2 separate regions of the Mus musculus genome follow, and region 2 is linked to region 1. The links are chromatin loops, found by intact Hi-C in ENCODE. Cell type or tissue: heart. All regions are shown on one strand.

The links. Peaks named below come from ENCODE experiments on the same cell type or tissue, not always from the same donor. Only the 100,000 strongest peaks of a DNase experiment are listed, where the experiment ranks them.
Region 2: a loop joins it to region 1, with 4 times the contacts of the local background. A loop is called at or near these places in 3 of 42 quality-filtered maps.

What each region holds. Positions count from the first base shown.
Region 1 is chr5:149,272,282-149,280,281 of GRCm38, reverse strand. It overlaps Alox5ap (arachidonate 5-lipoxygenase activating protein), which reads right to left. Exons shown (of 5, transcript NM_009663.2): 2 at 7,802-7,901; 3 at 1,036-1,106. Among named protein-coding and RNA genes, the nearest start is that of Alox5ap, 11 kb to the right of the region's middle. In heart, CTCF peaks have their summits at 817 and 4,991 (motif pointing left); DNase peaks (open chromatin) are centred at 841, 5,271 and 7,551; H3K4me3 peaks cover 767 bases; H3K27ac peaks cover 876 bases.
Region 2 is chr5:148,813,702-148,821,701 of GRCm38, reverse strand. No RefSeq gene overlaps it. Among named protein-coding and RNA genes, the nearest start is that of Gm36405, 8.4 kb to the right of the region's middle. In heart, no CTCF peak of the experiment used is centred here; no DNase peak of the experiment used is centred here; H3K27ac peaks cover 1,258 bases.

The sequences.
Region 1 (8,000 bases):
TGGTCCTCTGCAAGAACAGCAAATGCCCTTGAATCACTGAGACACCTCTCCAGCCCCCACCCACCTACTTTGTAATGGTCCGTTGGTATATTATTAATCCTCATACAATCAGGACAGAGTTGGCATACAGTAAATGCAAAGCGTATTTACAATCTAAGTTAGTACAGTAAAAGAATGCTTAGAAAAACTACAGGATTTAGAACTGAAAGACCCAGACTCTGGATCTGCCCAGGGCACTCATCAACTGAATAACCCTGAACAACTAATTTTTTCCCCTAAGGTAAATTGTCCTTGCCGGTCCCAGGGAAATTCATTATCCACTCTAGAGCCGTGTGGAAAATTATAATAACCCCATGTTTGTCAAGGGATCGCTTCTGGCCTCTCTGTATGGACCCTGCTGGGCCACTGAAGCTGTTTCAATCACACTGAGCCACTACCAGGTAAACGCCAGTCTTAGCCAGGGCTTTCGGTGCTCAGTCTCCAAACAGAGCTCAAAGCATATTATTCCGGTTTCCGTTCATTGCAGAGGATCACTCGGAATCAACCTGTTCTTCAGATTCGTTGAAGTCAAGGCTGTGGGCAGTATGCTTACCCATGTTCGGCTGGAACCCAGCCGGCGCTCGGTAGATGCATGCCCGGAGAAGAGCCACCACGCTGGAGCTTATTAACAGAAAAGCCAGCAGCAGCAGTCCCAAAATAGATCCCTCGGGCGCTCTCATTTACAATGCCCTTGTATCTGAGCTAACCCTGCTTACGGATTCTGAGTCACATTTAGCCTTAAACCACCCTTGTCAGAGCAGCGCTCTCAACCAGCCACCAGGGAGCAAGCATTAGCAATGCATTACCACACCACGCTGCGCCCTCACCGAGCATGCCCGGAACTCAACCTCCCCAGGGCTCTCATCTCTCCAGGGCATCCTGGATAAGAGCTGTGGGTCCGGTCAAGGCTATTCAACAAAATACCTGCCCTCTGAACCCCGGAGAGCTGCACATTATACAAAGAGAACTCACAAAGGGAGGGGAGTCTCAGGTTACCTTGGCTGCAAAGTAGTCCTGCAGTCCAGAGTACCACAAGGAAAGTGGGGTACGCATCTACGCAGTTCTGGCTGTGGGGCAAACAAGGCAGGAAAAAAAAAAATCAGAAAGCATGTGACTACAATGTAGCTTGAAAATTACCTGGAGAGCAATGCAGACACGAGGTGTGGTCGCGTCTGAATGGGAGCGGCAGGATGAAGATGCCCAACTAAGGGAAAGTGTGTCGGTAGACAGCGGCAGGGCGGGTGGAAAACATGGATCCCCAAAGTGTTAAAGAAACCAAGGTTCATTCACAAAAGAAGATGGGAGAAGGTCGTCCCTGCTCCCCAGCGGATACTGCCACTGTATCCCAGACACCATGCTGCTGTCTGACATCCCTTACAGGAGAGATCCCACATTCCTGCCACTGAACTAGATGACTCTGGGTTTGCTTTAGCTACGGTAACATGTAGCCACCAACTCAGTGGTTTAAGACAGGACAAATGCATTGAGTTACCATTCCAGAAGCCAGAGTCTGAAATGAATCTCCCTGAGCTACCATACAGGTGTGGCCAGGTCCGCATCCTCTCTGAAGCTCAAGTGGGTAAAGGGGTATTCCCTTGATTCTCCAGACTCCGGGATCCCAGTATTCCTTGGCTGCTGCCCTGTTCTGATCTCAAAGCCCAGGATGGCCAATGAGCCTTTCTAACGTCAAACCTTTCTCCTTCTTGTTTAAAAGATTTTATTTGTGGGGCTGGAGAAAAGGTTCAGTAGTTCAGAGCACACGATGTTCTTCTAGGAAGCCCAGCCTTAGATCCTAGTATTCATCTCTGTTGGCTCACGACCACTGTAACTCCAGCTCCAGGGAATATATCACCCTCTTCTGGCATCTTTGGGTACCTACATCCACATGATACACACTCACATACACACACACACACACACACACACACACACACACACACACACACACACACAGAGTGAGAGTGAGAGAGAGAGAGAGAGAACTGACTCAAATGAGATTTTTTTCAAAGCTAATCTGAATTTTTCCACATAATGAAATTACAGTCTCCTAGGAAGAGGTTAGGTAGGGGCTGTTATTCTGCCTACTGTAATTACAATCCTATTCGGATGAGACACCAAGGCCTACAGCAGCTGAATAACTCTCTAGGGTTCTCCCTATTCCCCCACCCCCCACCCCCGGTTAGGGATGGGGACTGAGGAAGGCCAGAATTCACACCTGCCAGTCTAGTCTCCAAACCCCTGAGAGATCTTTCACTGTGTAAACAGTAAGTGTCCTTGGGTGCAGCCTAGTCCTTCCACTGAATGAAACAAATATGTAAATATGTAGATATGCAAATTCACAAATATGTAAATACGCAAAAGCAACAGAACAAACCTATGAGAAGTGTTTGGGGAGCAACATGAGACTGTGTGAAGAACGGCTGATTGGCTCCGTCTTTGTCCTTGGCAAGACTTTAACAAAGCTATTTCTCTGGGTGGGTTCAGTTTCCTCACTCACTAAACGAAGGGTGTGGCAGCAACTGTGCCTCTCTGAGGCTAAGTCAGTGGTGTAAAGCAGAGGTTCCCAGGTGGGCCCCATCCCAGCAACACCCACGGCATCTGAGGGCTTACTGGATGCTCAAATGCCTGTGCTACCTCAATGTGTGGTGTTAGAAACTGGGCAAGGACCACAGCAACCTAGGCCTCAGCAAGCATTCCAGGTGGTTCAGTACATGATGCAATCCTAGAGCCATTGGTAAACAGGGTTTGGAGCTATACATTTAAAAGCCAAAATGCAATGTTCAGGCTGCTTCTTGCTAGGGTCTCATGTCTCAGAGCCAATAAGAAGTCAGCTCTTTTGAGGATGGGTACAGTAACCCCATATAGTTCGTATATTGCATATTGGCATATGTTAAATGTTGATCCCCCCAGAAAGCAGTGCTAAAAATACTTCAGTACACAAAGCAGAACCCTGCTGGCCTTATGGGGTCTGGCAGTCTGGATCCACACAAGTTCCATAGGTCTAACGGACACAGACTTCCAAAGGGCAGGAGGTCCTTACACGTGGCCCGTTTACAGTTCCTTACCTAGTAAACGGGTCCAAAACGCTCCCAGTGATAAGGCTGTCTCCCTGCTTCAGCCTGGTTCTTTTGTTTGTTTTGAAGTTGTGGTTTGGGGGAGGGGGAGGTGCGTGTCCACGTGCACATGTGTGCACACGTGCATGCGAGCAGCTATGTGTGGAGGACAGAGGTTGATGTCCTGTGTCTTCCTCCATCACCCCCCACCTTATTTTTTTTTGAGACAGGGTCTCATTGAATGTGGAGCTTGTCCATTAAGCCTCCCCAGTGTGAGGCTACAAGCTCTAACCACTACCCCTGGCTTTCTTCTCTTTTCTTTGCTTGTCCATTCACGTGATGGCTGAGGATTGAACTTCAGCCCACGGCAAGCACTTATTGCTTGAGTCATCTCTATAGCCCTTGAAGTGGTCATTTTGGCTAGGTAATGAAAGGAAGGGGGTCCCTAGCTGCCCAAGAGTCTGTACCTTAGAGAGAAACACCCAGTGACTAGAGTAGGCTCTCCACTGTCCTGCCTGTATTTTTGTCACCTTCTTCCAAATGAAACATGTTCTGTGTAGAGCTGGTATATCTGAATGAAACTTCCCCCCAAATATTACTATTACATTTCTTTTCCGTTTGAATAGATTTGTATCTTTCCTATTCTTCTTCAAAACAAAACTGGCAAACCCATCTCGACTCTCGCTTCGAGGCCTAACCAGGATCTGCTCAGCTGGTCTTGCGGTAAATCGCCACGCTGTATTCAAGCTGAAGTGCCAGGATCTGCCTGTTTTGTAGAGAGACCGAGGCTACCTTCTCTTTCCTCCCCCCCCCCCAACCTTTGTAAATATAATAGAGGAACAATTTAAAATTCTGTTAGTTTGTTTGGATTAAGTTAAGGTAACGAAATACCAGGACACCGTTGACATACTATCGACACCAGCCAATAGGCTCCTTGCAGACTTAAAATTACTATACCCTTTTCATTACTACACCCTGCTTGAAAAGTGAGCTCCCAGTGGACACCAAGAGGGGCTGGAGTATTGTGACATTAGCGTGACGTTTCTCAGACTGTGTACTGACAAAAAAAGTGAGGAGGAAGGGGGAGCCACTGTGGTTAATTATGACACCCCCTCGTGGTGAGGTAGACGGTCTTTAGCATGTTGGAGCGTCTCGGGTACCACAGGAAGCACTTCCTTCCTGCTGTAACATTGGTTAATGACCCATGAACTTGGAATCTCGGAACACACTTCAGGGAATTACACATCTCTGAACACCTGTCTCAGCTCACACCTACACTTATCCATACTCACAAGGAAGAGCCTGCCGTCAACTAACCAAACTTTGACACAGGCTCACTAGCTGAGCTTATGTGCCAAGACCAGAGGCACTGAACTACATTCTCTGCACTGAAAGAGTCAAGGTCCAGCCTAGAGCAAGACAGGTGGTCAGACAGGCTGTTAGTCAAGGGTGTCTGACCTGCTGAACTGCACTGATGTTGGCTAGGGCATCTGTTAAGCCCGGCCTCTCAAGCTAGCTATATCCCGTGAAGGTCATAGCTCATGCTAAAAATAACACACCTTGGGCTTTTATGTTCATCAGTAGATATCACTTGACTTTCATAGCCAAGATTTCAAAATATTCATGATCCTACCAAAATCTGGGTTTTACAGCTTATGACAGATATGTTTGTGGGGTAAGTTGTGTACAGTACTGTCATTCTGTAAGAACAGGTACAACTTCACATCTTAAGTTTTAAATAGTAGGATTAAATGCATGCTTTTGGGATAAGGAAATGTCTTAGGGGTTAAGAGCACTGGCTGCTCTTGCAGAGGACCTAGGTTTAGGTCCCAGCACCTACGTGAGGCTTACAAGCCTCTGATAAGTTCAGATCCAGTGAGCTGACTCCCTCTTGTGGTCTGCATAGGCACTGCACACACATGGTGCACAGACATGCATGCAGGCAAGGCATTCATGAACATAAAATAAAAATAATTGACTATTTAAATAATCCTTTTTGTTGTTGTTGTTCCTCCACCTCTTCTTGACTCTTCTAGAGGGCCCTGGAGGAAAGACTGTTGCTGTGGCTTTCTGTTAGAATATCATCACCGCCTTCCTGGTGTTCTCCAGGCATAGGCAGACAGCCAGTATCCGGCTACACAGATCTCCAGCCTCTTGCGCAGCCTCCATGGGCGTGGCCAAGTGCTTGTCGACTGAAGGAGGAAGCGGTCCTCAACAGAACCACAGCAGTGTCTGAGCAATCCCTATCTGATCGAAAACTCTCTTCCCTTCGCCAACCTCTCCACACACGACTTCCCTATCTGCTTATTCTCCTTCACCTCACAAGGCTGAGTGATGAAGACTCGTGGATTTTGAAAACTGGGCTACAAGCCAGGCAGTGGTGGCACACGCCTTTAATCCCAACACTGGGGAGGCAGAGGCAGGCAGATCTCTGTGAGTTTGAGGACAGTTACAAAGTCCTCATGGTCAGTTCCCCGAAACACAACAATCACTCAGCGCTAACCTAGCACATCTTCTTACCCTTGGAACCCCCACACCATCATAGAATTTCTAAACCACTCCCACAGGCCATGCAGCTCAACCACCAGCCTTAGATACTTCTGCAATTTGGAGGCCAGCAGCCAGAGGAACCCTGGGTTTGTAGAAACAAAGTTTTTTTCTCTCCTGGGGGCAAGTGACAGACGTGAGATAGCGACAACCTGGCATAAGTGATACACATCTGGAATCCCAGGGCTGAGTAAGGCACAGGCAAGAGGACCACACATCTGAGGTTAGCCTGGCCTACACAGAGAAACTATGTGGAAAGAAAGAAAGAAAGAAAGAAAGAAAGAAAGAAAGAAAGAAAGAAAGAAAGAAAGAAAGAAAGAAAGAAAGAAAGAAAGAAAGGGGGAGAGAGAGAGGAGAGGAGAGGAGAGGAGAGGAGAGGAGAGGAGAGGAGAGGAGAGGAGAGGAGAGGAGAGGAGAGGAGAGGAGAGGAGAGGAGAGGAGAGGAGAGGAGAGGAGAGGAAAGGAGAGGAAAGGAAAGGAAAGGAAAGGAAAGGAAAGGAAAGGAAAGGAAAGGAAAGGAAAGGAAAGGAAAGGAAAGGAAAGGAAAGATCACCCAGGGTTGCTTCATTCACTGCCCATTGCCAGTATGGTGGAAACTCAGCTTCTAAGAATGTGCATGTGGGCAGGGGGTGGGGAGTGGGGACAACACACAGGCGGGTGGAGGGGTGGAGTCCATAAAATCTCAGGGTCACTGTGAGAAAGTAATCATCTGCACAGAGGGACACTACTCACCCCCCGCTGCTGGAGTCTGTGGTGGTTTTCTTTGAGCAATTTTGTCCCCAACCCTGATCAGAGATATCTTCATATCTCCCGCTCATGACATTTCCCAGGGACCCTTTTGTGTTATCTCCACAGAAGGATGATGCAAATACATTGGTGACAACCTACATAGTCATCTCCCTCTTCTTCTTCTTCTTCTTCGGATGGATTTATAATGCCTCTTAAAGTCTTTGAATGCCTTAGATTGACATTGACAATTAGGGAAGCCAAGCTCTAGATGGTAACAAAGAAATCTCCCTGTGGACCCTGCAGCAAAGGATGCCCTTAAGCTGGTAGGAGTATCTGCTAAGGAAGAGTGGGCAGGTGGGATGGAAAGTGAACATCCAGGGATGATCTGAAGAGGTTCCTAGGATGGTTGTGAGTGTTCCAGATGAGGCGTGCATCAATTTATAAGCTTAAGGACAAAAGGAGCCCCAGCTGGGGAACCTCAATGGAGAAGACCCTACCTGGGATGTACACATGCCCTACACCTCACAGAGAGAGTCTCTATGAGAAGTCATGCTCGCCTGAGAGCTCTGTCTCATCCTCATCCCTCAATCCCTTCAGTCCACAGGGAGCAAAGGGTAGCTGAGTGGGAGCCCCACTGGCTGCTCACACATCTGGAAGGGGCCTCAAGGGCTTTCTGAGTTTCCTAGAGAAACTCTCTGAGTTTGGTCCAATTGTCGGTGGCCATGATTTCCCCCCTTGAAAGTACCTTAGGAAGAATCAAATTCACTCCTGAGGTTGGAACTGACACCCACTCTCAAGGTAGCCCTCTATCAAAGCGGGGAGCCTGTCCTTCTGACTAACGGCAGGTATGCCTAGCTGACCCCAAGATGACTTAAAGGACAATCATGTTTGATTCATGTCACTTCAGGTTTGCAAGCCAAGTAGAACTCCACAAACCTCTTTCCAGAGCCACTCATGTGTCTCCCAACAGCTCTTCTATTCAAAAGTCAAGGCAAGAGGGCAGGGGACTTGCTCAGAGCCTCCGCCTTTCTGTCCTCGGTTTGATTGCTCAAGGGGCCCCCCTGTTATGAAACTCAGTGACGTCATCCAGACCACCACTGGACAAGCCCAGGGTGGTGTGTGGAAGACACTTCTTGAGCTGCTGTGTGAACATCTGGCTTGAGTTGAAGGGCTTCAACACCCACAGGAAACTGGTCAGTGCAGGCACTAAAGGCTGCCAGGGCGTTACTGGATCATAGAGACCACACCTCCCCTCCCCCATCACACTTCCTTCCTCTAAGACTAGGGAGCACCAAGATGAGGAAGGGCATCCAGCAGCCTGCCTCCTGAACACTCTGCAGGTTGGCAGAGGCAGATATTGCATGGGGGATAGTCTCATTCCGCCATGCCCATGTCCCCACCATTATTTTAGCAGCACCGGAGTTTAAACTCACTTGGCAGTGTAGACCCGCTCAAAGGCAAGAGTCCCGGTCCTCTGGAAGCTTCTCCCATTATGCGCCTTGCTTTCATGCTCCACCTTGTGGGCAAAGAACGCTGAGAGAGAGAGAGAGAGAGAGAGAGAGAGAGAGAGAGAGAGAGAGAGATCATTCTTTAACTGTTTTGCTAAAACATTGTAATGCTTCCTGGATTTGC
Region 2 (8,000 bases), 460 kb after region 1:
CACCCTTACCTCCAATTTTATGTATTTTTCCCTCCCTGGGTAAGTCTGCCTTTACAATGTCCATTCTGACCTAGACATGACAGCCATTGGACTAAGGGTCCACACTAGCCCTGTGTAGCACTATTTTAATTTTAATGTGATTAGTGACATTTGGAACAATCTTTTTTCCCCCTCTGAGACAAGGTTTCTCTGTGTAGCCCTGGACACGGGGATCTTTCTGTGTCTGCACCCCCCCCCCCCCAGTGCTGGGATCAAAGTCATGCACCACCACTGGCCAGTTGAAACAATCTTATTTTCTGATGGAATCACATTAAAAAGCTTAGACTTGGATATGTGTCTATTTTAGAGGGTCACAATTCACCCCCTTACAGATGTTCCAGTGATTTTGAGTTCACACTGAATATAAATAAAGGTGGGGAAAACTGACTTGCTCAAACCCCCAAAGAGAAGGTACGAGGGCTCAACGATGGGAGGCAAATTAAGAGGGAAAAGGGAGGCGGCCCCTTGTTTGGACTTCAAACACAGATGCTAGACCCTTGCTTGTGGTCTCCTGGGATGTCCTGCCAGATGCTGACCCCTGGGCCAGGGGACTCAAAGCACTGTATTCTCCAGCGTCTCCTTGGATTATATTTAATGAATTGGCCATCAGCTCTCACTCTAACGGCCTTCATCCTCGACCCCCAACAAAAAGAAGAGCAACAGCAGCATCAACAAATTCTGACCGATAACGACTCAAGCCAAACCAAACCCCCCCAACCCCCCTCCCCCGCCTGCCACCCCCGAATTGAAAACCACCTTTGATGGCCTGGATGCGGTTATCACAATAATTGTCTGCAGAGAAGAACGGGATGGCACCAGAGACCTGTCAGGAGGCGACAGGAAGCAGAGGCAGCATGACTTATTGTTGGTGACACGGATTCATCTTATTAAGGAGTAATGAATGGGTTAGCTCGGCAATTAATCACCAAAGCCTACTCCCCGGAGCTAGGAGAAACGGGAAGTGCCGAAATAAAGACAAGAAGAAAAGCTGTCACAGAGGCAGCGCGCTTTTCACGGATGGAGCTGGCTGACGGAGCCACGTGTTGCGGTCACCTGGAGGGATGTGTGAGTCAGAATCAGCGGTGCTGAGGCGCACTGCCTGACCCGGGCAATCAAGTCCTTGAGGGGTGAACCCGGGAAATCGCGTTTTTTCTGGCGCTCCTGAGATGATTCAGTGCAGCTAAGCTTTGGCACACTGAGAGAGGGGGGAGGGGGAAGGAGGGAGAGAGGGAGGCTAGAGCATACCCCCCATGTCCCTTAACCTCCCCCTACCCCCCACTTACGTCAATGATGCTGGCTCACCCGGGCCAGGCACCAGGATGCTACTTACTTGCTGCACCATTACCTCTGGTTAGCCGGGTTATTCTGAGAAAATGATTTTGATGAGGTCATTTTGGGGTGACTGTTTTATACCAAAAGGCCCTCAACAAAACATGAAAGCGGAGTTTTATGGCCTGAGCCTTCAGCACCCCACTTCCTAAAGACAGTGTGGCCTACGTGTGGGTAGAGAGCATTGGCTTCATTTGTGACTTGGGTAGGAAACAGTTGAGAACTTGGTGGTTTCTATAAGCACTGAAATGTCCTCAACTCAGGACAAATACAAGCATGTCACACTGTCCCCTGTTTCAGGCTGCTGCAATAGAATACGTGAGACTGGGTGTTTCACGAAGAGCAGAAATTGTTATACCATAGAGGCTGGGAAGGTCAGATGCACCGGTGTCAGGGAAGGTGCACAGCTAAGCACCTTCACCCTGCTCTCCCGTAGTTAAGGTGGAAGCAGGGCAGCGCGAGATAGCAGCAAATGGGCTGAGTTTTCATCTGTGAGGAAGCCATTCCTTCAAAAGGACAGTACTCCATTTGGATTTGATTGCCTCCCAAAGATCTCACTTCTCAACGTATTTGTGTTGAGGACCTAATTCTCAACATGTGGACTTGAGGGAGACACCTTCCAACCACAGTGCCTCGGTAGTAAACTAGTAGTGGCAAATTGCCAAGAGACTTCCTCCGAGAGGAGGTTCTTTCAAAGGACACTGTGGGTGGAACCTCAGAGCCGTGTCTGCCTATTGGCTCGTGGCCAAGTCCATTTTGCACCCTACCCAATGACACAGCAAAGGAAGGCGCAACCTGTGCTAGCAGGGGTCATTCTCTTTGGTTTGTCTCCCTGTCTGACACCTGCTCAGTCCCCTCATGGTTGTTTTACACCTTTATCTCCCAACACTGGCCAGAGAATTGCCCTAAATTTGAGACCAGTCTGGTCAACAGAGTGAGTTCCAAGCCATCCAGAGCTATAGAGTGAGGTCCTGTGTCAAAAATAAAAAACAATAAAACAAAAACAACAAAACAAATCAAACTGAAAAACCTTACAGGTGTAGTAATTTGTTTGTTTGCTTGTTTGTTTGTTTAGAGAGTTTCTCTGTATAGCCCTGGCTGTCCTGGAACTCACTCTGTAGACCAGGCTGCCCTCGAACTCAGAAATCCACCTGCCTCTGCCTCCCAAGTGCTGGGATTAAAAGCATACACTATGACTAGCAGGTGTAGTAGTAATTTATAGGTGTAGTAATTTATAACAAAACATACATTATTCAAAACAGTGTGAGCTCTTCCCCTGCCCAACCTAGGTGACTTGGTAAGAATTTATCTTGGACATATTTGTGAAGTCAAGGCTGAAGGGACGCTAGACAACTAGAGCTTGTGGTTCTGGCAGGCCAGCCTTGCCCTTCCCCCAGATTCCCTCCTCCTTGCTAAAAGGATTACATTCCAAAAGCTAGCCACCAAGGTCTATTCCCTTATTTGGCCACTTCCTCCTCCTGAGGCTGACCACCAAGGTCCAGCTATCAAAGTATTGAAGTCCAGCAAGCAAAAGCCCCCTTTGTCTCACCTGATTAACATGCCCAGTAAAACGGAACACCTCTTCCTAACACGGGGTTTCTCAGTTGACCTTTATAGACCACCGTTTTCCTATGTGCCACGTCTGTCTCCTGTCTCTAACCAGAGACAGTCCTTTGTCACCTCTGATAAGTTCCCCTTCCTCTTCCCCCTTCCCCCTTCTCTCCCCTCACCCTTGCTCCCTTCCCCCTTTCCCTCTTTATCTCCTGTCTTTGTCCCTTATCCCTGCCTCTGTCCCTCTGTGGCAAATCGTCTTCTTGGGCTGAGAATATCGAGTTGGGTGTCTTGAGCTGCCTTTGAGGTTCTTGACAGCAGCCCCTTCCTGTCAGACAGACCCATCAACTGACCCTCTGCTTCCTGCTCCCTTGAGATCATCTTCCTGTTCCTGTTTCCTCAAGATCACCCTTGCTTCCCTCTTGCCAACTGCCTCCCCTAAATCCATTAAGTGTCCAGATATCCTCAGACTTCAAGCACTCTGAACAAATCCACACTCCCAATTACAAGACAGAATTAAACCCAGGCCTTCTCCTCTCTGACACACACACACACACACACACACACACACACACACACACACACACGCTGATGGCCAAGCCCTCACTTGGGTCAAGGTCATGCAACAACAAACTCTCTTCCTCAACTCCACTGAGCCCTCCTTAAATGCCGCCCACTGCTTTCTTCCAGCTTCTCTCCAAAGCCCTCAGGTACTTGCTGTCCCCGCCCCAGGTCACCCATTTGCCAGCGTCTCACTCCCCCTGACTGCTTGACCGTCTAAGTCCCCCCTTTGGGAACAAAAGCCAAGTTCTCTCAGCCTTTGCACACCAATCTCCAAAGCCTGTTACAGACGCCCCTCTCACCGCTTGCTAAGTGCCTCCCCAATCATCCATATTCCTAAAATGTTACAATTTTAGAACCCACCTAAGCACCCCAATAAAGATTGTTCTGACATAACAAACGCCTCTCAGATTATAGTCTCCCCAACAAAGCCACCTTGCTTTCAGATAACGGTTGTTCCCCCAATTAACCTCACACAGCCAAGCAAAATTTCCCCAGCTCCTCTCAAGAACTCTCAGAAGGACTCCGGATAAATAGTCCAGGGACCTGCCGACCAGGGAAGGTGAATATGGTCTGTGTATCCCGGATGTTTCAGAAGTCTCGGTCAGTACCGTTGAGGGGAACTGCCGTCTCCACATGGCTGTCTTGGGGGAGTCCCACAATTATCGATATCAAGTGGAGTGGCCATGGCGACCTACAGAAGACCTTGGTCCATAGTCATAGCAATGAATTCAGCAGAAGCCTGTGATGGATTGACCCGTGGGTTGCTGGGGAGGGACTTCTAGGTGACGCAGCTGCCATCGGAGCACCCATGCTCCTGGATATTGATTTGTCAAGCTCCATGCAGATGTGCTTGCTTCTTTGACCTGAGTATCCTTTCTGGGATCAGTAGACATTCCTTTACATCCCAGGTGACAACTGAAAACTAGCCATTTGCAGCTTGGATGCTCTTCCTTCAGGGATCTATCCTACCCAAGGCTCCGAGGCTGCTTCTGAGGGCCTGCCTGCCGCTCTGAACAGGGCTCCTCCTCTGTATTCTAGGAAGTGTGCGTGCGGCTACAGTACTACCATCCCCGACATACCTTAGACATCACAGGCTGGGGTGGAGCCTGCTGGGGGCCTCAATCATGAACCAAGGCAGACAGAAGCCTGCACCAGCTCAGGATGGGGTGCTCCGCGCAGGCACAGGCCTCCCATGTTAACAGGACATCATTGTTCGCCACCGCTGTGCCTTGATGCTTAGCTCAGGATAGCAGTCAGCTCTGGTCAGACAGCCTCAACAACCCCGAGGAGTCATTAGAAGCAATCAGGCCAGCTCCTGGAAACACTGCGGTCAGCAAAGTAAGAGATGTGGATTCTAGCACTGTGGCCTGGGGGAAATGCAGGCTGTGGGGAGACCTTCCAGCCCATGCTGAACCTCCTCTAGGAGACCCTCCCTTCATAGCAGGTCCCCACCACAGGCCAAGGCTCAGAATATAAATTTTCTTCCCCTCTGTGCCTTGCAGAAGACCCTCATAGGAACACGACTCAGAGGCATATGACTGGAAGTTTCTGTTACTGTCACATAAGGAACGAGACCCCCAGGTTAATATCCTGGTGGTTTGTAGACGAGAGGCCCCAGAACACCGAGCCATCTAGGGTAACTATTTAGACCTCCATAAAAGAATCCAGAGGCTGAGGTTAAGGGAGGTTCAAGGAGCCTTGGCTGTGTGGGTCTGAGCTGATGCCTCCTCAGAGGGCTGGGAGCTGGGAGATGCTAGGGTTTATGCCAGGAATCGCTGAGCAGGGAGGACCTCAAGGCTCTTTGGCTGTGTGTTTTCACAGAGATGAACTGGAGCCCGAGCTTATGGAACAATGCGCTGTTGACCATGTAGAAACTATGCTTGTCTTTCAGATCACAGACATTTGTTTCCATGGCTCGGAAAAAAAAAATCTGTTCTAGCCAGGGTATACAGGGTGGCGATGGTGGTAGTGGTGGCACACACCTTTAATCCCAGCACTCAGAAGCAGAGGCAGGTGGATCTCTGAGATCAAACCCAGCCTGGTCTACAGAGTGAGTTCCAGGGTAGCCAAGTATACCGGCTGGTTTTGTGTGTCAACTTGGCACAGGCTGGAGTTATCACAGAGAAAGGAGCTTCAGTTGGGGAAATGCCCCCATGACATCCAGCTGTGGGGCATTGTCTCAATTAGTGATCAAGGGGGGAGGTCCCATGGTGGGCGGTGCCATCCCTGGGCTGGTGGTCTTGGGTTCTAGAAGAGAGCAAGCTGAGCAAGCCAGGGGAAGCAAGCCAGTAAGGAACATCCCTCCATGGCCTCTGCATCAGCTCCTGCTTCCTGACCTGCTTGAGTTCCAGTCCTGACTTCCTTTGGTGATGAACAGCAGTGTGGAAGTGTAAGCTGAATAAACCGTTTCCTCCCCAACTTGCTTCTTGGTCATGATGTTTGTGCAGGAATAGAACCCCAGACTAAGACATCAAGACTACACAGAGAAAACCTGTCCCAAAAAACCATTAAGAAAAAAAAAATAAACCTGTTCTGCCATAAGGGTCTCGCCTCCTCCACCCTTCTTCTCTCCCACCGGAATTCTGTCAGAGAGATGGACCGGTGAGAACTGCTCTGCACTTCCAAGGCCCAAATTACCCAGGAGGGGGCTCTCAGGTTGCCTGGGTTACCAGATGGTTTACTAACCCGAGGTGTCTAAGAGGACAAAGCCAGGCTCAAATGGAACATCCTTCCAGAAGATGTCCTCTGAGCCTGGTGAGGGATTTTAGTTGTTGCCAAAGGAGTCAGTCCACAGGTCAGTTGCTTTCTGCCAGAGAAACTGTGTCAGACTGGAGAAATCAGGCAGCCAGTAAAAGGCACAGCTGTGGGGTACCACCTGCACTTCTGTAGCACCTTCCAGGCAGGGGGGTCGTTTTCAGCCTTCCTAATGCTCTGACCCTCCAACACAGCTCCTCAGGTTGTGGTGATTCCCAACTATGACATTATTTCCTTGCTACTTCATTACTCTCATTTTACACAGTTATGAATCGTAATGTAAATATCTGATATGCAGGATATCTCTTATGTGACACCTGTGTGTGTGTGGGGGGGGGGTCACAATCCACAGGTTGAGAACCACTGGCCTAGACCTTCCTCTAGTTTGGACTCAGGTCAGGTCAGTGGAGGTTTAATCCCACCAGCACCAGGGTCTCCCCCTAATCATTAACTTTTAAATCCATTGAAAATCTGGAAAGCTAGCACAGCAAACAGAGCCATCAGCCAGAATTGCCAATTAGCACTTTGCAACACTTGCTCTCTGTCTCTGCTACCCTCCTATGCCTTTGCACTACAGCCCCCTGATGAGGAGACACCCCTTCCCCACTCCAGGAGGCTCCGAGGATTGCTGGCTGCACTGTGCAGCCAGCTATTCTCCCTAACAAGTGCTTACAGCCAATCCTTCCCTGAGAATGACATCGGTTACATTCTGTTACATTGTAGAGGTAATGAGAAATGGGTGGTAGTCCCAGCCTGAATCTTTTTCTGAATCCAGATATATGCTAGATACTGTAACAAATTACCTGAGGCTAGACGCTTTATGAAGAAAAGATGTTTGTTTTGGCTCATAGATGGGGTAGGGTGATGAAGTTCAAGATCAGGGTCTGGTCAGTTTCTAATGAGGGTTTCAGAGACTGGATATTCACTGCAGACAAGGGAAGCAAGTGGGGGAGAAAGACCAAGTGGAGGCGCCATGTTTATTTTGTAACATGAAACTCTAGTTTCATGAGACCTGCCTTACTCCCTCAAAGATGGATGCTAGTCCCCAAGACTGCTATGGCCCCATGACCTATTCACTTCCTACAAGGCCCTATCTCTTCAAGGTCGTCAATACCAGGACACCACGAACTAACTTCCAGAAGGTGAACCATTGGGAGAGACGTTTCATCCAAAGCTGGGGGATCCACTTTAAAATCTCATGTGCTTCCTGTTCCCCAACAGCCTTCAGCGACAGCCCCTGCATCCTCTGACAATCCTTGACTGAGTCACTGATGGTGGTGGCTGTAAAATACAATCCCTTCACTTTTCATAGACCTGTGGGCATTTAAAAGTCCAGCTCATTATCAGCTACTGACTGGTAGATGGTCTGTAGGTCAGTCTCAGCCCCTCTGAGCTGGTGTCTCCACATTTCTGACACATCCCACTTAATTCCTGCATCACCTGCTTTTTGAAACAACAGAATGTTCAGGGCTCACTGTGATGGTTTGTATAAGTTCGGCCCAGGGAGTGGCACTATTAGAAGGTATGGTCCTATTGGAGTAGGTGTGTCACTGTGGGTGTGAGCTTTAAGACCCTCACCCTAGCTGCCTGGAAGCCAATATTCTTCTAGCAGCCTTCAGAAGAAGATGTAGAACTCTCAGCAGTTCCTGCACCATGCCCGCCTGGATGCTGCCATGTTCCTGCCTTGATAATAATGGACTGAATCTCTGAACCTGAAAGCCAGCCTCAATTAAATGTTGTCCTTGTAAGAGTAGCCTTGGTCA